Regions from separate parts of the Mus musculus genome. Here region 2 is linked to region 1. Evidence: chromatin loops called from intact Hi-C (ENCODE). Cell type or tissue: left cerebral cortex. All regions are shown on one strand. Links, peaks and the distances in the headings refer to the core of each region. The heading gives the core; the rest is flanking DNA. Region 1 overlaps Suz12 (SUZ12 polycomb repressive complex 2 subunit). Region 2 holds the start of Rhot1 (ras homolog family member T1).

Region 1 (8,000 bases), core at 1-8,000:
TGTCAAATATTTAAGTACTATTATTTAGTATGGGACAAAATTAATGATCACATATACAATCTCCTGTCATAAAGCTTTTGTTTCCTAGTTTCCCTATAATTCTTTTACCCATTTCATTAGCAAGAATATATTGAGAAGTGCCCAAAGCATGAATTACTTAGGAAATGTTTCCCACAACATGCGTCATTTCTTTTTTACCTTTTCAATTTTATTATCTTTGTGTACAAGTTTTAACACTTGTTATATGAAGTGTTATGAAGTGGCAATTACTTACAAAAGCTGAACTACTGTTGTGTGGAAAAAAACTGACACATAACAGAATTTCAGGCTTCTCCCCCCTCCCCAACTCCCATCCAAGATCCCTAGGAACCAGGGTGCACGTGTGGAGGTCACAAGACAACTTTCAGGAGTCAGTTCTGTGTTTCTACCTTGTGGGATTTGGGAATCAATTCAGGTTGTCACGAACAGCTCTATGAAGCCTTGAACCTGCCTCTTCCTGCTGAGATTAAAGGGATCTACTGTGGGCCACACACACCTCATCTTTTGATGCATGTTAACAGTTGCACATGACCATACAACAAAGAGAAATCTTCCCTCTTCTGAGATATAAAAATACTTAGATGCTCTAAAGTCAAGAGCAGTGTTTTTTTTTTTTTTTTTTAACTTTATTTTTTGATTTTTTTCCAGACTGTTTTTCTCTGTGTATATCCCTGGCTCTCCTGGAACTTACTCTGTAGACTAGGCTGGCCTCGAACTCAGAAATTCTCCTGCCTCTGCCTCCCTAGTACTGGGATTAAAGGCATGTGCCACCACTGCCTGACAACCCTAAAACCCCCCCCTTTTTTTTTTAAGATTTATTTATTTATTATATGTAAGTACACTGTGGCTGTCTTCAGACACTCCAGAAGAGGGCGTCAGATATTGTTACAGATGGTTGTGAGCCACTATGTGGTTGCTGGGATGTGAACTCCGGACCTTCAAAAGAGCAGTCGGGTGCTCTTACCCACTGAGCCATCTCACCTGCCCAAGAGCAGTGTTCTTATGATACAGATAGTTAGGACTTAATACAGCAGAACTCTTACCTGTACCTGTAATTTAGGTGCAGAATAGGGGGTTTGAAGCCAGGGCCTTGATCACGCTAGGTAAATATTCTATGCAGCTCAATGATTTACATTTTAAAAATGTATTGAAAACCAATCACTTTCTTATCTGTGGCAAATTATTGGGAAAATGTGTTCTAAATTGACATAAGATAATTACAGACACATCTGAAGGTAGTAAACACATTCTGCAGAAATGTTAAAGGTAAAAAACATTCTGCAGAAATGTTAAAGACAAACTTAAACTCCCAGAAACATGGTCATAAATAAAGTCTTTAGAGAACTTTACATTTAATATAGGCAAATTCTTTTTTTTTGGTTTGGTTTTTTTTGAGACAGGGTTTCTCTGTATAGCCCTGGCTGTCTGAGAACTCACTTTATAGACCAGGCTGGCCTCAAACGCAGGGATTAAAGGCATATGCTACCACTGCCTGGCTTAATATAGGCAAATTCTTAACTGACCATAGCTAATAATGATACTTGATAAGACAAAGAATATTTCCTGAATAATTAAAGACAACCAAACCACAACTGAATTACTCTAAGTCTAAAACATTAAAACCATTATTTAGATAGCAACAGTATTTTTACCAATAGTTTGTGCAGGTTTAACAGAACCAGGCTTATTTTCCTGATGAAGGCTCTCTGAATTTCTAGTGGCAAGAGGCTTGGCAACAGGAGCTGTAGACTTATCGTTGGTTTCTCCTGTCCATCGAAGAGTAAATTGTAATGTAGGTCCCTGAGAAAATGTCTCAAATGGAGGCAGCCTCTAAACAATACATAAAATAGGACAGAGTTACGATGACATCAAGATATTACAGACATGAAATGAAGATACTCATTATTGGGGCTGCAGAGATGGCTCAGCAGCTGAGAACACTCTTTGCTTTTTTTTTTTTTTTCCTTAAAAAATAAAAATCAAGGGCTGGAGAGATGGCTTAGTGGTTAAGTGAACTGACTGCTCTTCCAGAGGTCATGGGTTCAAGTCCTAGAAACAAACTATCCTTAGTGAGATCTGATCCCCTCTTCTGGAGAGTCTGACAGTTACAGTGTACTTACATATAATAAATAAATCTTTAAAAAAAATCATAGCTGGGCGGGGTGGCACATGCCTTTAATCCCAGCACTCCAGAGGCAGGCAGATTTCTGAGTTTAAGGCCAGCCTGGTCTACAAAATCAGTTACAGGACAGCCAGGGATATACAGAGAAACCCTATCTTGAAAAAAAACAAAACAAAGCAAAACAAACAAAAAAGTAAGGCTGTAGAGATGGCTCAGTGTTCTGAAGATCCTGAGTTCAAATCTCAGCAACCACATGGTGGCTCATAACCATCTACAATGAGATCTGACGCCCTCTTCTGGTTTGTCAAGGCAGCTACAGCATACATAAGTATAAATTTTTGGGCCAGAGAAAGCTGGGGGTGACAGAGCAGGGCTCAACGGAGCGAGCAGCAGTTCTAAAAAAATTTCAATTCCCAACAACCACATGAAGGTTCACAACCATCTGAACAGCTATAATGTACTCACGTAACAAATAAATCTTAAAAAAAAAAGAATTAAAAATAAATAAAAATTATGTATATATACATGTGCACAGCTAAGATATGTGCTTCAGTGCAGACCCAAAGAAGCCAGAAGAAGGGATGAGATAACCCGGAGTTGAATTTTGAACCCAATATTGGTGCTGATAACTGTTCACAGTAAGACCTTGTCTCAATAAATAAAAATCATATTTAAAACTAATTCCCAATAAACCAATTTCAGTAATTAAAAAAAAAAAACGTAGGATATATGTAACAAAAAGTAAAGTTAGACTCAGAAGTCTTGCTGGATGGGCGTAGCACACACCTTTAATCCCAGCACTTAAGTGGCAGTTAGGTAAATCTCGTTTACCTGGTCTGCCTGGTCCCCAAAGAAACCTGTCTCAACCAACCACCAACCCCCACACACGGACACAAAATGAGAAATCCTGTCAAAATCTCATCTTTCTTAGTGGCTATCTTTTTGGGTATCAGTTCTTCTTGCTCTTCACTATCCACTATCTAAAAGTTGCTGTTTGATGTTCAGATGCCTCTTTGTAAAAGAACTTGCTACAAAGCATAACAGACCAAGTTTGATCCCAAAACTCGTATGAAACATTTCTTTTATTTTTGGTTTTTTCGAGATAGGGTTTCACTGTGTAGCCCTGGCTGTCCTGGCACTCACTTTGTAGACCAGGCTGGCCTCAAACTCAGAAATCCGCCTGCCTCTGCCTCCCAAGTGCTGGGATTAAAGGTGTGCGCCAGCACCACCCGGCCACAAAACATTTCTAAATGTGATATTAAAACATATTTCTAAATAGGATTTCAATCTCATATTTTACCTTTTCAATTCTAGCCCTAAATTTGAGAAAAATCGGCCAAATGAGTTAACCTGACAAAAGTCACAAAGTTAACTCCCAGTAGAGATGTAACTCAAGACACCCAGCCTTTCTTAAGCACCATGTCCTCTATTACATTTTCTGACTAGACCAATTTGCTTGCATTTTTCTAACTATTAACACCCAAGGGAGTCTAAGCACAAGCAATATGATTCGGTGGGAAAAGGCACTCCACACCAAACCTAAGCATAGCATATTGTGCAGATTTAGTGTTGAATGTGGTGGTTCATGCCTTTAATGCTGGCATTTGGAAGGCAGAGGAATCTTTGTGCCTTAGAAGCCATCATGGTTTACAGAATCCCAAGAAAGACAGATCATAGTAACATATTATCTCAAATAAGTAAATTAATTTTTTAAAAGACATATTTTTATATGTAAGTACACTGTAGCTGTCTTCAGACACTCCAGAAGAGGGCACCATTCTCCTTATGGATGGCTGTGAGCCACCATGTGGTTGCTGGGATTTAAACTCAGGACCTTCAGGAAGAGCAGTCAGTGCTCTTAACCTCTGAGCTATCGCTCCAGCACATAAATTAATTTTTTTAATGTGAAAAAAAAAAAAGACTCCTTATTTCAAATACAATTCCTCTTTAAGAAAGAAAACAATCAAAATAGGAACTGACAACCACAGTAGGTGCAACCTCTAAGTCATCCATACCTTCCCATCAAGAATTGTCTCCCATGTTGCTCTTTTCTTACTTATTGGACATTCTTCCATTTCCTGCATGGCCACTTCATATTCCCCATCTAAAAGCTGTAAACGCCTGGCAAAAAAAACACACTTTATAAAGTCACATGTGAATTACAAAGTCTACACTCTAAAAAGCATTAAGTTGGTATAATAGTTTACATTCATAGCAGGATTTTAAATCATCTAAAATCCAGATCTGACAAAAGCAATAACAAAAGGGAAAATGTTAAGCAGGCTGTCTTTGAGTAATACACACCCAGAAATGCATTCTTCACACAAATATGCCTACATTTTTTTTTCCCTGAAGTTGTAGAATATTTATGTTCATAAACTTGCCAGAAATTTGGCTTTGTTTTTTGATTTCTGAAACAGGGTCTCCCTACTATGTACACTCAATAGAATCCAAATGCCTGAGTGCTGGGATTAAATGCATGCACTACCAGCTTAATTAGCATCCTGGAATTTACTAAGTCTCTGTTTATACCAAGAAAGACTATATAGAAATTTGTATTACTGTAGCTACACAGATATAATATGTCTGTCCCAAAACCAAGTTAATTTTGTGCATTAAGTATAAAACAGCTGTGCAGATTTCCTGCTTTTGAAACCAGGACAGGGGCTGGCGAGATGGCTCAGTGGTTAAGAGCACTGACTGCCCTTACATGACATTATATTCTACATTATGGTTGGTTTTTGGACAGCTACACCTAAACCACTCTCCTACCTCTAAAGTGTTAGGAGGCCTTTCCCCTCAGCCTTATGAACAGTGCTTTATCAACTTTTTGATTTCTCAATCTCCTAAGTGATAAAAATAACACCTTGGTGCACTTTTACTTCAGAGGTCTGTTTACTGTTTAAGAACCATATATATGCCGGGTGGTGGTGGCGCGCGCGTGCCTTTAATCCCAGCACTCGGGAGGCAGAGGCAGGTGGATTTCTGAGTTCGAGACCAGCCTGGTCTACAGAGTGAGTTCCAGGACAGCCAGGGCTACACAGAGAAACCCGGTCTCAAAAAACCAAAAACCAAACAAACAAACAAACAAACAAAAGAACCATATATATACATAGACGGGCAGTAGTAGCATACTTTAATCCAAGCACTCAGGAGGCAGAGGCAGGTGGATTTCTGAATTCAAGGCCAGCCTGGTCTACAGAGTGATTTCTAGGACAGCCAGAGCTACACAGAGAAACCCTATCCCAAAAAACCAAAAGAAGAAAAGGGGAGGGGGGGGGGAAGGACAAAACAAAACAAAATATACATATTCTTTTAACATTTATTATGTTGGACTGGAAAGATGGCTCAGTAGTTTAGAAAACTGACTGCTCTTCTGAAGATCCTAAGTTCAAATTCCAGCAATCACATGGTAGCTCACAACCATCCCTAATAAAATACAATGTCCTCTTCTGGGATGACAGGCACAGTGTATTTACATATAATAAATAAATCTTTTTTAAAAACTATATCATTTATTTGTTGTTCTATTGGACTATGGGAACTTTTTGCTACTATTACTATTTTGAGACAGGGTATTTTAGGAAGCACAGATTAGCATCTATTTCACTTTCCTGATGCTTCAGTCTTTAAGACCTATACAATAGTTTTAGATCAGAGAAACAAGAACTTTCACCATGGGCTGGAGAGATGGCTCATTGGTTAATAAGAGCACTGACTGTTCTTTCGGAAGTCCTGAGTTCAATTCCCAGCAACCACATAGTGGCTCACAACCATCTATAATGGGATCGAACACCATCTTCTGGTGTGTCTAAAGGCAGCAATAGTATACTCATATATAAAGTAAATCTTAAAAAACAAAAAATTTCAACAAATGAATTCAAATTTCCTCATTAATTACTTCTCTTGGAGACTAGCTTTGAAAACATGTGTTCGGGAAACCTACTTGTTTTACTGTCTGAAGTAATTGGGATTAAAGATATGTGCTACAACATCTGTGTATCATAGGTTCACTGCGGTTATGGTAGCCTTTGTTCTAAGTCTTAGGTTTTTACTGTTGTTTAGCATTTCAAAATCTACATGGTTTTAAAATTTGGATTATTCTCTCAGAAGACCTCAATGTGAGATTACAAGAAAAAATTTAATGCACCTAATCTTAAAACAGTGGTTCACAAATATACTTTCTTTACTAAAAGCAATACCACGACTCATCAAATAATTGGAACTCTCAGACTAATTCAGAAAAGGAGATTTTAAGTCTTAAGGAAAATGTAAATGGAAAAAAAAATATCCTGGAATCTGCTTGAAAGGACTCCTCATACTCAAACTTGGGATAATTTGAGCAGCAAAATGAATAACATGATCAAATGAAAAATAACTCACTAAAAATGTTAACCCACATTGACAAAAAGCCAAAAAAATTCAAAATAAATCATCCCTTTCACTGAAAATAAAAAAAGAAATGAATAAACGATGGGAGAAATGAAGGGAGATAGCATGCAGTAGACCCTTTGTTCAATACTCAGAACCATTAAAATAATAATAATAATGATGATAATGATATTATTGTTAGATCCTTTGTGTGCAGGTAAGGAGCTGTCAGGAAATGCTTTAGTTCTTTAACCATACATGCTGAAATTCAGAGCAAAGTAGAAATGAAGTTTATTTTCAATGTTTCAGCACAAAAATGAAACAAAGAAAGCAAATGATCTGAAATGTTTCAATCAATATATAGGATATGTGAATGTTACACAAGTTCTAAATGTGTGAACTTTTCTACACATTTAGAAATTTTCAAAATTAAAGCTCACAGAAAAAAAAATCCACCTATTGGGCTGGTGAGATGGCTCAGTGGGTAAGAGCACCCGACTGCTCTTCCAAAGGTCAGGAGTTCAAATCCCAGCAACCACATGGTGGCTCACAACCATCCGTAACAGGATCTGACGCCCTCTTCTGGAGTGTCTGAAGACAGCTACAGTGTACTTACATATAATGAATAAATAAATCTTTAAAAAAAAAAAAAAAAAAAAAAAAAAAAAATCCACCTACAACACACTCTGTAGACCAGCCTGGCCTCGAACTCAGAAATCTGCCTGCTTCTGCCTCCCAAGCGCTGGGGATAAAGGCGTGCACCACCAAGCCTGGCTCACCTAGTTTCTTTTTCTTCATTGAAACAAAAGCAGTAGTATTTTCACATAAAGAATATACTGCCAAAATTGAAAAGCCAAAACAAATTAAGACAGGCAATGGTGGTACATGCCTTTAATCCTAGCACTCAGGAGACAGAAGCAGGGAGATCTTGGTTCTAGGCCAGCCTGGTCTACAGAGGTAGTTCCAGGACAGGCAGAGGAACACAAAGAAACCCATACACACACAAAATAAACAAGCATAACACATAAAAACAAACAAACAAACAAACAAACAAAAAACCCACACACACACAAAATAAAGCTAGGCGTGGTGGTGCACGCCTTTAATCCCAGAACTTGGCAGGCAGAGGCAGGTGGATTTCTGAGTTTGAGGCTAGCCTGGTCTACATATTGAGTTCCAGGACAACCGGGGCTACACAGAGAAACCCTGTCTCGAAAAAACAAAAACAAAACAAAGAATAAATTATTTAAATAAAAATATACATATATACAAACATATGCATGCATAGTAAAAAGAATAAGTATGTGTACACACACACACACACACACACACACACACACACACACACACACACACACACACACACACACCGTAGCCGCACAGAAGACAGTATCAGTGAAGCTGAGTGTGGGCACCTCTTCACACTTCCTCACTAGACCCCACCGCTGCTTTCTAGTATATTTATTGC
Region 2 (13,991 bases), core at 242-8,241, 200 kb before region 1:
ATCTGGTGCCACAAGAGGCCAGAAAAGGATACTGGATCCCCTGGAACTGGAGTAACAGATAGCTGTGAGCTACCGGGGTGCTGGGAATCAAACCCAGGTCCTGGAGAAGAGCAGCCAGTGCTCTTAACTGCTGACAGAGCCTTCTCTCCAACCCCAACTGTATGATTTTTAATTACAGAAAAAAAAAAAAAAGTATCCACACTCAAGAGAAACGTCCTAAAACAACTCTAACTCCAGTTAAACATTTCAAAGGTATTTATTCCTTCTGACAGGGTCTCTCTATGCAGTTCCAGCTGGATAGGAACTAACTACGATTCTTTAAACTTGTTTGTTTATTTATGTGCATGGGCATCATAGCACACAGTGGAGTTCAGTATGGAGTCAGTTTTATACCTCCACCATGTGGGTCCTGGAAACTAAAATCAGGTGGTCAGTCTTGGCAGCAGCTATCTTTTCTCACTGAGCCATCTTGTTAGCTCTTCAGATAAACTTTTGCTGAGAACTTTTAGGTATTATACCCCAATTCTCAATTAATGTTAATGATTCCATAATATACTCCACTTTTCAAATTAAGGAATTACTACTTGATTCTTCTTTAATGCAAAGGGGAACAAAGCAGCAGCTATGGAATTTTGAATGCTGAAACCGCTACATAGGGGAGAGATCCGGTCAGCAGTGAATTGAAGCTCCTGCTTGGTATATACAAGACCCTGGATTCAATCCCAGCTACCACAAAAAACCAGAACAACAAAGACACTGCCATGTGACGCATCAAATTCCTAGCTCAGCAACAAAACTATAAGATTATTTCTTTCTAAACAAGAGTAAAGAAAGGATTAATGCAAACTCTGACATTAGTTTTACTTTTACTTGTGTGTGCAGGCACGTGTATGTGCATGCCACATGTGTGTGTGTTAGGGGGCAGAAACTCACACACACGTGTGGATAGCCATGAGCTTTACAGGCAGCTAAAATCAGCTAACAGGTGCTGGGAACCTAACATGCGGTCTCTGGGAGTACAGCAAGTGCTTTTAAGTACTGAGTTATCGCTCCAGCCTCAAACTCTGACATTAATGATACTTTGGAAAAACAAAAACCAAGCCAGACCTATAATCTCAGTATTTGGGAGGCAGAGGTAGAAGAATTAGCAAGAAGTTCAAGACTAGCCTGGCTACATAGAAAGTCTGAGGGCAACCAGACTGTGTCCCTAGAAATAAACAAAACAAATAACAACAAAATCCAAAATTCTGTTATGCTGCTGCACTGATGCTGTTGTCTCCCAAGACCCCGACGCCACAGGAGGGCTTAGCCAGCACCTCACACAGGAGGGCTTAGCCAGCACCTCACACAGGAGGGCTTAGCCAGCACCTCACACAGGAGGGCTTAGCCAGCACCTCACACAGGAGGGCTTAGCCAGCACCTCACACAGGAGGGCTTAGCCAGCACCCCTCACACAGGAGGGCTTAGCCAGCACCCCTCACACAGGAGGGCTTAGCCAGCACCCCTCACACAGGAGGGCTTAGCCAGCACCCTCACACAGGAGGGCTTAGCCAGCACCCCTCACACCGGGATCCCAAACTGAATAAGTGTAGCCCAGTATGATGGCACATACATGTAATCCCAGCACCGAGGAAGTGGAGGCAGGAGGATCAGGAGTTTAAAGTCATTCTGAGCTACATAACAAGTTTGAGGCTACTCTGGGGTACATGAGACGCTGTCTCAAAACAGCAATAATAGTAGTTATAATAGCAAACCTAAAGCCACTGGATTCTGGTGGCATTTCATATTTATTTATTTATTTTTAAAGATTTATTTATTTTATGTATATGAGTACACTGTAGTTGTCTTCAGACACACCAGACGAAGGCGTCAGATCACATTGCAGATGGTTGTGAGCCACCATGTGGTGGCTGGGATTTTACCCCTAAGAACAGACTACACAAACGATATGATCTCCAGTTCCTTTTTCCCACCACTTTAAAACTGAGACGACCAAGATCCAGAAATGACAAATGGCAAGGTGACCGGATAGTGAGATGGCTCAGTGACTTGCCAAGCAGACTGGCAATCTGAGGTGGACCCTCAGGCCTCACGTAGGAGGAGGAGAAAACTGTGACTCACACACGCTGTCCTGTGATCTCCGCACTGTGCTACGGCATGTGTGCATGCGTGCAAACACACTCATGGAATGTAAGAGAAAATGCTAATGTAAAGTCAAGGCATAAAGTGAGAAGAGCGTGGGCTCTTTCATAAGGTGATGTCCTCTGTAAACTAATGCGCTTTTTAAAAGTTCTAATTGTTGAAGAAACACATGAAGATGGCATTGACATCATTTTAACTTACTTTTTATTTAAAAAAAAAAGACAAAAACTCACAACAATTAAATGTTTTTACCTCTTCCGGAAATTCTTCACTGACCAGCGACATAATCAGTGATGTCTTCCCAACTCGAGCTGTTAAGAGAAAAATCATTACTTAACAAAACATTTTGGTTGTACAGAAACTCAAATCCAGTAGCCACATAGGGAGTTGATTAGTTGTACAGGGGAAAGACAACTATAAGACCTTTTCCGTAGGCCTCCTGCAGTTCGGGTGTACCGGCACTTCCAGTGCCTGCCTGCCTTTAACTCCAGCCTCCTGGGAGGCGGGGGGACTAGGATGTCAGGTTTGACAAGAGAACAGAACAGAGTACAGTAACAAAACCCTTCCTGCATCACCTACTCAGAGTTGTACAAGACTCTATCCCATGATATAAGCTGCCTAATTTTCTAAATTAAATTTCTAAAGATCATTTCTAAATCTTCACCTTTATGAATAATGTTGTAACTCATATTCTACAGCCTAAGTTCCTTGAAGTGGAATTAAGTTAGTGCACGGCTGTTGTGTGTTTGATGACATTGTTAATTCTGTTCACAAGAGAACACACAGCTTCCAACCTCAGCGACACAGGGACCTCAGCGCCTGGACCGCTCCATGGGAAGCTCCTCCCTTCTTGTTCTGTATTTAAAGGGTTGGTAACAAGGTAAAACACTAAGTTTTCTGTCCCAGTGATCCTTTTAATAAAGGACAGGTAAAATCTCACTCTTTATTCTGGAATCTGACTTCTCTACTCCAGATACGTTTATGATCATGTAGTTACTACTGTCAAACCTAAGTGCTTACTAACCAAGTCTGTAGGAGCCTCTAGAGAAAAACAGATGACTGCCAGTTAATCCCTGCCACAGGGGCAAAGTACAAATCCTAAATACAAGTCCAAATATATATGTGTATATATGTATACGCATATATACATATATATATATACACACACACATATATAAAAGCATGCAAAAAAAGGAAACTGACTACAAATACAATACTAATATCCAATCTCTTAACTTTATTCACTACTAATGAAAATGAAAATGGCTGTCACAGCCAGCTTCAGAGTTCTCATCAAGAGCCAACAGTGTTTCTAAGAGCAAGACAAACTGCCACCTCTGATTCATGTTTCCTACTTTGCACTGAAATTCTGTTAAATTTCACTGTTACTATTAGAGGACACCTACCACGCTGCCCAAGTTAGTCTGGCACTCCTAGGCAGTCCTCCAAGCAGCCTTCCCTCCTGAGTGCTAGAACCACTGGCGCCTGCCGGGCTAAACCCAGCCTGTGGTTTTACGTCTGTCTCTGCTTGCCCTTTTGCCTAATTCTGGTATTTCATTTAAACATTTCCCAGTTCCCAACTTTCTAGCCCTCACCAATCTACCGACAATATAAATGTCCACTCTACTTTCGTCCACACCCCTTCCAGCTCAGCCTCCTGGACTCTCACCTTCCTCCCTGCTCCCACTGAACCATACCAATGGGAAGGAGGGGAAGGGACGCTGTCCAGCCGCAGCTCACCCTCCTCACCCTATGTCCCACTGCTGCTGCCTACTCAGGCAAGTCGCGCAAACAAGGCCATTCCATGATTCACACAGGTACAAGCACTAAAAAGCCACAGTGAGTCCTGTCCCCCTCCTCACGTGGCTTTCCTCATCCAAAACTATTATGTCTCTTCTGTACTTTTATATTTTTTTTAATTTATTTATTATATGTAAGTACATTGTAGCTGTCTTCAGACACTCCAGAAGAGGGGGTCAGATCTTGTTACGGATGGTTGTGAGCCACCATGTGGTTGCTGGGATTTGAACTCTACACCTTCGGAAGAGCAGTCGGGTGCTCTAACCCACTGAGCCATCTCACCAGTCCCGTACTTTTATATCTTATCATGTCTTTAGGGCACTTCCATCCTACCACAACCTAAAGACCCCCAGAGATACCACAGTTCTCACTGTCTCCACCAACAACTTCTGTGCTATATAATCTGTAGTAAGCCACTATGAATGTAACATACATCTTTACAGTCTACATGGACACAAGTAGCTAATAAAGCAAACCTTCTAATTTTGTATGAATGGAGGACCTCTAGCTCTACCTGACTGGACGTCTCTGCCCAGGTACACCAACACTGCCAGAGAAGCCATTTCTACCATCCAACGCTTCTCTAACACTTCTTTTCTTAAGATGTATTTATTTTTACGTGTGTGGGCATTTCATCTGAATGCATATGTATGTACACCATGAGCATGCATTGCACATGAAGGCCGGAAGACTGTGTTGGATCTCCTGGACCTGGAGCTACAGGTGGTTGTCAGCTGCCATGTGGGTGCTGGAAATTGAACCCAAGTCCTTTTCTAAAAGAGCTGCCAGTGCTCTTAACCACTCAACCACCTCTCCAGCCTCCAAAAACTTTTAAGAGTGAGTGAGATTCTGGATTTAAGGCCCGGTACCGTCCAAGGAGAGGTATTCTGCAAACTGAATATCAGGCAACTGCTGAAGCAATACAAAAATAAAATATAGCCATCAAGATGACTCAGGGGGTCTGGTACCTGCTGCCAGGCCTGACAAGCTGAATTCAACCTCCAGAACTAACACAGGAGAACTGACTCCTACAGTTGTCCTCTGACTTCCACATGTAAACACATACTCATGCACACACATGTAAATAATAAAATAACAATTAAAAATAAACTCTAGCCAGGCAGTGGTGGCGCATGCCGGTAATCCCAGCACTTGAGAGGCAGAGGCAGGTGGATTTCTGAGTTTGAGGCCAGCCTGGTCTACATAGTGAGTCCCAGGGCCAGGACTACACAGAGAAACCCTGTCTCAAAAACAAACAAACAAACAAACAAACAAACAAAACCTCTAGGTAGGTGTGGTGACACACACTTTTAATCTCAGCACTCAGAGGCAGAAGCAGGCAGAAGCAGAGAAACCCTGTCGCAAAAAACAAAAATGAACTGTAAAAATCATTGTATCCAATCTGTTCTTAATAAAAAGCTAAGGTTGGAATTCTACATAACAAAGCACAGAAGTTGTTGGTGCAGACAGTGAGAGCTGTGGTATCTCTGGGGGTCTTTAGGTTGTGGTAGGATGGAAGTGCCCTAAAGACATGATAAGATATAAAAGTACAGAAGAGACATAATAGTTTTGGATGAGGAAAGCCAAGAGTAATCAAGTATGACAAGTGGTTTCAAAATCCCTTGCAATTTCCTAGTAATAGCCACATCATTTCTTATAAATAACAGTACAAACAAACTTATTCTATTGACAGGGCTCATTTAGGGGATACAAGCAAGATAGCTTCAGAATAAGGGTTTGTCACCAGAAAAATCCAACCTCATGAGTAGAGGTTGGAACCTTCAGACTCATCCTAAAACCTAGAAAGAGATTGAAAAAGGTTGAATCCAACTGCATTTAAGAGTGAGTGAGATTCTGGATTTAAGGCCCGGTACCGTCCAAGGAGAGGTATTCTGCAAACTCATGCCTACAAAAAGAGATTCCAAATAAGACCTCTAATCTTCACATCTCAGGAGACCCTCCAGGTTAGTGAACACATCAGAAGGTGGTACACTTTAACTCCACTCTAAGCTCCAGGTCCTTCCAACCCTTCCTCCTGCCTCTCCCCATTTGCAGGGTCATAAGTGTAATGTTTTCCAGTGAACAAGTAAACTTGAGGGGGTTAGAAGCCTCTTTTCAGTGTTTGACTAGCAGGGGAGGCCTACTGCAAAGGGGACAGTGGCAGGAGTAAAGATGACAACTGAACAATCTTACTGATACTTGAAGACAAGGACACAGCAGACAGCAGCCCCAAGAATGGCTAAGCTGCTTAAAGTCATTTGCATCGGTTACCACTTCCCAGTGTGTGATTTTATTTATTTGCTCATATCCTACATCATCTAGAAAACAAGCTGAGGCAATTCCATCTATAGCCAGCCATGATGGCACACACTTTTAATCCCAATACTCAGAGGGCAGAGACAGGCACATCTCTGAGGTCAAGGCCAGCTTCCTCTACAGAGTGAGTTCCAGGACAGTTAGAGATACACAGAGAAACTCTGTCTCAAAAAACAAAAACAAAACAAAACAAAACAAAAAATAGGCTTGGTTCTTCCAAAGCAACTGTGATTAGAATACAGTGGGGGATGACTATGCAGTTATATTTTTGATTAATAACTTTTAGCATTTGGAAAAATAATCCCAGCAAAGTTCTTCCCTATAATAGCAGGCTAAAGCAGAGGACTGCCATGGATTCCAAGCAAGCCTGGCCTACAAGTGATACCTCTGTCAGAAGGGGGAAAGGGAGGGAAAGAAGGAGGGGAGAACTATGTTGTTACCAAGGAACAATTAAAAGTATGGTGGTTTAGGCAAGTGTGAGGGCACGCAGCTTTTGTTTTGTTTTGTTTTGTTTTTTGTTTGTTTTTTTGTTTTGTTTTGTTTTTCGAGACAGGGTTTCTCTGTGTAGCTCTGGCTGTCCTGGAACTCACTCTGTAGACCAGGCTGGCCTCGAACTCAGAAACCCACCTGGCTCTGCCTCCCGAGTGCTGGGATTAAAGGCGTGCACCACCACACCCAGCTGAGGGCATGCACCTTTAATTCCAGCACCTGAGAAGCAGAGGCAGGTGGATATCTGTGAGTTAAAGGCCAGCCCAGTTTACATAGTGAGTTCACTGATCATAGGTAAGTGATAGCCTGCAGGACAAATGTTGTCAATACCATGATCTACCTCTCTCCAAGTCTGATCAACAAAGTGCCACTAGCAGGAGAGCAAATAAGACATTGGCGAGCATTGGGGGGGTGTGTGTGTGTTTCCAAGCGTGCATTTACTTGCCACAGTGCATGTGTAAAGGTCAGAAGACAGCTTTCAGGAGTTGGTTCTCTCCTTCCATCCTGTGGGTCCAGGGACTGAACTCAGGTGAAAGTTGGTAGCAAGCACCTTTGCCCCAGATTTCAGCTGGCCTGAGGTTTTTAAGAAAACTATGCTGGATTTTTATGTAAAAGATATTCATGTTCTTTGTCCCCTATCTACAACCATCCTCTCTTGGTTTTTGTTTCGTTTGATCTCACTGAGGCCCAGACTGACCTGGAACTCACTATGTAACCTGGGCCACAGTGATCATCTTGTCTTAGCCTCCCAAATTCTAGGACTACATGTGTTAGCCACATGGCCCAACTACAGTCTTATTTTTTTTTTATTTTATTTTTTTTAAAGTGTGTGTGTGTGTGTGTGTGTGTGTGTGTGTACATGAAGAAATTCAGATTTCTTCACCATTAACTTATTAGTCCAAAGGGCAGTTCCAGCTGCCTGAAGAGGCTCCTATCAAACTACATTTCTGCACCAGACATTTGCAACAGGTGAGGCCTATTGCAAAGGGGACATTGACAGTAAAGATGACAAGGAGGCCAGAGCAGGGCATCAAATGCTCTGGAGCTGAAGTTGTCATGTACAGGCAAGAGTTAACATCAAGTGTGTTCCTCTATTACTCTACACCTTATCTTTTGAAGGAGTGTTTCTCACAGAAGATGGCAGTCACTGGTTGAGTAGGCTGGCTAGCTATTGACTCCTAGGGGATCTGACGGTCTCCACTCCTACTATTTGGGGATTACAGACACATCTGATCACACCCAGCCTTGCCCCTTGGCCCCCTTTCCCAGACAGGAGCTCTCTATATAGCCCTGGCTGTCCCAGAACTCACTATGTAGACCAGATCAGCATCAAACTCACAGTCACTTGCCTCTGCCACCCAAGTGCTGTGATTAAAGGTGTGCACCACCAGCCCAGCTTTTTGTTTTTTGTTTTGTTTTGTTTTGTTTAAGACTTATTTATATGGATTTCACTTGTGTGAATGTCTGTGCACCACATGTGCACAGTGCCAGCAGAGGCCAGAGGAGAGCGTCAGACACCCTAGAACTGGAGTTACATATGGTCTGAGCCACCTTATAGGTGCTGGGACCCAACCACAGGTCCTCTGGGAGAGCAGTCAGTGCTCTTGCCCACCAAGTCACCTCTCCAGCCCGTGCCCAGCCTTTTTAAGATTTATTTATTTATTTATTTCATGTATGTAAGTACACTGTTTCTGTCTTCAGACACACCAGAAGAGGGCATCAGATCTCATTACAGATGGTTGTGAGCCACCATGTGATTGCTGGAAATTGAACTCAGAACCTCTGGAAAAGCAGTCAGTGCTTGTATCTGCTCTCCATCTCTCCAGCTACATACCCAGCATTTTTAAGTAGGTGCTGGGGATCCAGGCTCAGGTGCTCATGTTTTAGTGACAGACACTTTATCAACTGAGCCATCTCCTAAGTCTTTAAGCCTTTAAGGGTAAATTTTGATTCATAGGTGCTAGGGACATAGAAAGAATGTCCCTATATACTTCATACAGAATACTTTGTGCAAAGCCGTTCTGACACATACCTTTAATCCCAGTACTTGGGAGGCAGAGGGAGGCAGATGTCTGTGAGTTCATGGGTAGCCTATTCTACAGAGTGAGTTCTGGGACAGCCAAGGCTACACAAAGAAAGCCTGTCTTGAAAAATAAAGCAAAACAAAAAAGTAACCATTAATGTTAACCATGATATTTAAATAATTGGTTAATAAAGTATTGCTAATGCTATGATTAACAAGGGTATTTTGTTAAGCATAGTATAACAAACCTAGCTAAAGGGAAGCTTATTTGTTTGTTTTTGGTTTTTTTTTTTTTGAAAAAACAGTCTTTCTATAAGGTAGCTCTGGCTTTCCTAAAACTTGCACTGTAGACCAGGCTGGCCTCAAACTCAGAGATCCACCTGCCTCTGCCTCCCGAGTGCATAGATGAAAGGTGTCAGATCTGAACATGAAAAATTATGACCTGAAGACTAGGCTTCATGTGAGTGCACTTTTAAAGACTTTTAGGAATATGTTCTGTGATAATAGTAATTCACTTTTGATCTGATTTGAATGGTATTTGATAAATTAAGTGATGACATAAATGGCATTTAAAATACTTTGTCATTCTTTGCAAACAAAATGTCTCAAGACTTTATAAACAGCCTAAGTTCCTTCATCTTTGCACGAAGCAGAAAGCAGTTAGTAGCATGATGCCCAGATGCATGAGAATGGTCCAAGAAGACATCCTTTCACTGCACCGGTAGAGCAAGATGACTGAGCTAATACAACACGGAAACCAATCACCACTTCAGAGTCAATGAATGAAGTGGCCCTGCCTGGCTCAGGGAGGACACTGACAGAAACACAAAATAACAGAATGACCCAGAAGAATAGACTTGAAATTCACCATACCAGAATGGATGGCTGTTCCTTCTCTCTGCCTCCCCCACCTGCAACCATCTGAAAGCAAATGAAAACTAGATGTTTAAATAAGCATATTAAGAACTCAAATCACGAGCTGGAGCAATAGCTCAGCAGTTAAGAGCACCGACTGCTCTTCCAGAGGTCTTCAGTTCAATTCCCAGCAACCACATGGTGGCTCACAACCATCTCTAATGGGATCCAATGCCCTCTTCTGGTGTGTCTTAAGACAGCAACAGTGTATTCTACTCATAAGATAAATAATTCTTTTAAAAAACAAAACAAAACACAAAACCTCAAATCAAAATAACTTTTGTCTAATATCAGAAGAATAGATAATGAGCCAGATATATTTTAAAATAGTCTCTGACACACACTTACATACCATTTAGTCATTTAATTTTAAAATCTTTGTGTGTGTGTGTACTTGTGTTTGAAGATAGTATCTCACTATGTAGCCTAGACTTGCCAGAACTCACTAAGATAAGCCAAATTGGCCTTGAACCTGTGGTGATCTCCTCCCCCCTGGCTCCCCACTTGAGTGCTAGGATTACAAGTGTAAGCCCTAAATCTAGGATTTAAAATGCTACAGCTAGGCTAAAGGCTGACAAGTATTTACATTAACTCAAAAAGTAGGGCCTGTGTGACTGCTCAGCAGGTGAAGGCATTTACCTCAAAGCCTGACTACCAAAGTCCAATCCCCAGAACCCACATGGTCGAAAAGAACAAACTCCCACAAGCTCTCCTCAGACCTACACACCTACACCTACACACACGCACACATGCACGCACGCGTGCGTAAGAAGTAAAGCTCAGGCTGGGTGGTAGTGCACACCTTTAGTCTCAGCACTTGGGAGACAGGCAGGCAGATCTGAATTCGAGGGCAGCCTGGTCTACAGAATGAGTTCCAGGATACCAGGACAGCCAGGGCTATACGGAGAAACCATTTTTGAAAAACTGAAGGGGAAAAAAAAAAGGATTTACCTACCAAATACTACTCATTAAAATAACTGATATCCTATACTTCAATTAAGTATAACTATACTTCTAACATTTCAAACTGTGAAAGCATTTGTATAAGAGCTGAGGAGCTCACTTGGTGGAGTGCTACCTAGCAAGCACTAAGCCTTGATACAAAGCACCACAAAAACTAAGCAGGGTGGGACAAACCAGCAATCCTGGCCTTTGAGGTACAGCTGGAGGACCAAAAGTTCCAGGTCACTATACAACCACTTCCCAGGCAGCCTAGCAAACTTAGTATTTTACCTTAATGAGAAAAGGGTAGAGAGGGGAAAAAAGAAGAAGGGGATGGAAAATATATACATGTGATACGGTTTATTTAGTTGTTTAGTTGTTTGGTTGGGCTTTTTCAAAATAGGGTTTCTCTGTGAAACCATGCTAGCTGTCCTGGAACTCACTCTGTAGACCAGGCTGGCCTCGAACTCAGAAATCCACCTGCCTCTGCCTCCCAAGTGCTGGGATTAAAGGTGTGTGCTACCACGCCCGGCTTATAGTTTGCTTTCTTAATAGTAGTAGATGGCCTAACGCTTTGATGCCAACCTTACCCTATATCTACGCTATACTGTAGATTGAGCAGAAGTTCTTACATGTAAGGCAAGTGCCCTACCACTAAGCTACACACGCTAGTCCTTGAAAATTTTTGATTAACCATCCTCCTACTTCAGACTCCTGAGTAATGGCTCACAGATGTGTGCCAACCACATGGTTGGCACCATCCTCTTAGGAAAAAGCAGGGTCTCCTTCAAAAGCTAAGGCTTTCTCTTATAACTTGCTCCCTGTGGTCAGAAAACCCACACAGAGTTGTTCCGATTCTCTAGCTGGCTTTCAGGACTACATGACATACTTTTTCTAACAAATTTTAAACTTCTGCATATTCCTAAGTAATACTGTTAAAGTTAATGTAAAATGTCCTACGGTGCCACTGAATCTGACATATGTACAGCACTTCTTTTTTTTTTTTTTTTTTTTTTTTTTCGAGACAGGGTTCTCTGTGTAGCCCCGGCTGTCCTGGTACTCACTTTGTAGCCCGCCCCCCTCCCCACCCCCCCAGTGCTGGGAATTAAGGCATGCGTCACCACGCCCAGCATGTATAGCATTTCTACTCAGTCTATACACTAATGCTGTATCATCGGTTCCTATATTGAACACCAAATCCAAAATATCTTTTTTACAAATTGAGTTTTAAAAAGCATTAGACTTTTAGAAAATACAATTAAGGGGTCACCTGCTCACTTTCCCTAATTTTCCCCCAAATGTATCAGCACCAACCATGCCTTAAATAATGTCTTCCTTTACTGTTAGAGAACTTGATGCAAAAGAAAGAGTAAGATACCATTATAAATAAGGCCAAAAACCCATAACTGAAAATAAAAAAGCAAACTATGCTTCACGGGAGCTTAGTTCCCAATTTTGACTAGAGTTCTCCCAAAAGCTGCTACAGCTACACGGATCAACAGTCCACAGTCGTTTCCTCCCCTCCCGCCCCTTTCTGAGGCCAGCAGACTTGGGGCTGCAGTGGTTAAAAGCAGAAAACCCAAGTCTGGTGGCTCAAACCACCTGTAACTCTAGCTCCGAGGGATCTGACTTGCTCTGTCTGGGCCCTAAGAGCACACCCTACCCCACCCCCCCAAAATTGTTTTTTTTTTCTTAATATGTACACTTTCCTCCTTAGGAATGTATCACAGCGACCTAGAGAGGCTACTTAAAGATATAATTGAGTGGTTTATAATAGAATGCTTCAAATCAGCAATGGCAAAACATGAACTAATGAACCCCTCTTTTTAACTTAGTTGCCATGATTAAGTCATGTACCTCGCAGTAAGATCAGAAATCCCTGCTCTATACTGCATTCCTATCAGCCAGCAAAAGCGTTGTTTTTGTTGTTTTGTCTTCTTTACCAGGAAAAAAGTGAGATCTATCTTTAAAGAGCATGGGAACATGTGCCTGTTCGGAAGCCCTATATGCCTGCTCTTATTAAAAGAACTACTACAGAACTATGGAATGTCTAACAAGGAGCGAAAATTAAGACTTTTAGGGTAACAATCGCCCCATCTAAAGATCCCTCCCTAGTTAAGTATCGTTCACTCAATACTCATATTATTAACTTGAAGGAGTTTGTTCGACACAAGTACGGCAAAAAAAAAAAAAAAAAAATCTAATTTTTAAAAAATCCCGCTATCTTAAGCTCTTTTTTTTCTTCTTGGTGCTGGAGACTGAATCCAGGTTTTTATGCATGCTAGAATTCTACTACTGAGCTACTTACTCAAGCAAGCCAACGCTCTCTCTTAATGCCCATGCACAGTAGCAGTGAAGGCAGCAAGTGAAAAAAAAAAAAAAAAAAAATTCCAGAGACCTGACCTTGCTCCCAAGTCGACTACTTCTGCACTCCTCCTCCCCCTAGTGTCCCCCGCCAGCCGGTTCCCGCAGTCCCAAGTGCTCAGTCTGCCTGTTCCAACATCTGCCTGGCAATGAGTGACTGACAGGCGACCAGAGGGTCGGACGGGAGGTGGCCCGACAAACGCTGAGGCCCAAGAGGAAAGAACTCGAGGAGGTGGTGGCGACGGCGACAGCTTTCGCAGCGAGAGGACCGGGCGTTAGGGACTGAAGGGGGACAAGGCCTGCGAGGAGCAGAGGGCCACGGTAGGGAAGAGCAAAGGGGCTGGCAGGCTTGGAGAGGGCACCCGGGCTGCGAGGCCGGGCAGGGCGCGGACTCACGTTCTCCCACCAGCAGGATCCTCACGTCTTTCTTCATGTCGGAGGCTCGCAGGGGCCGCACTCGGCCCGCACGCATGGAGCGCACGCCTCACGCCGGGAGCGTCCAGCCCGTGGCGCCGCTCTCCCCGCGATACCGCCGCTCCCTGCCAGCCTTAGCGGCCTCTGCGCCCGAATCTCGGCCGCCAGGACCTGCCGCACCGACTCCTCCTCTACCGCTCCGCTTGGGAGCCGGGGCAAGCCAGCTCCGCCTCCTCCGGCTCCGCGGACGCGGGCGGCGGCGGCGGCGAGGACGACGGCGGGCGGCGAGGGACAAGAGCTTTCGGAACCTCAACGCTCTCGTATCTTGAACAGCGCCCCTGCAGGAAGGCAGACGGTAGCGCAAAACCCCGGAGGTTTGCCTGCCACAGTCTGAACACTGCCAGAGGATGTAAGTGACAGATTCCTTGGTCAGAACAGTCAGAGCCCACTTGTTTTACAGAACAAGAACAGAAGAGTCCAGGGTCACGCAGCAGGAGCTTGGTCGTGAATCGGAGATTTCTTCACTAAACGATAATGTCCAGGAGGGCAAGAGACCTGCCTACCTGGTTTTCAGCTGTGTTCACAC

Evidence for each region. Hi-C counts contacts between places; a loop is a spot of excess contacts. Peaks named below come from ENCODE experiments on the same cell type or tissue, not always from the same donor. Only the 100,000 strongest peaks of a DNase experiment are listed, where the experiment ranks them.
Region 2: it touches region 1 in a loop (2.3-fold over the local background); 2 of 42 quality-filtered maps call a loop at or near these places.

Annotation. Positions count from the first base shown.
Region 1 is chr11:80,015,961-80,023,960 of GRCm38, reverse strand. It overlaps Suz12 (SUZ12 polycomb repressive complex 2 subunit), which reads right to left. Exons shown (of 16, transcript NM_199196.2): 9 at 4,177-4,282; 10 at 1,692-1,869. Among named protein-coding and RNA genes, the nearest start is that of Suz12, 27 kb to the right of the region's middle. In left cerebral cortex, for the core only: CTCF peaks have their summits at 2,445 (motif pointing left) and 3,912 (motif pointing right); no DNase peak of the experiment used is centred there.
Region 2 is chr11:80,208,720-80,222,710 of GRCm38, reverse strand. Rhot1 (ras homolog family member T1) reads right to left here and starts at 13,660. Exons shown (of 19, transcript NM_021536.8): 1 at 13,388-13,660; 2 at 2,395-2,453. The coding sequence starts at 13,463. In left cerebral cortex, for the core only: no CTCF peak of the experiment used is centred there; a DNase peak (open chromatin) is centred at 3,564.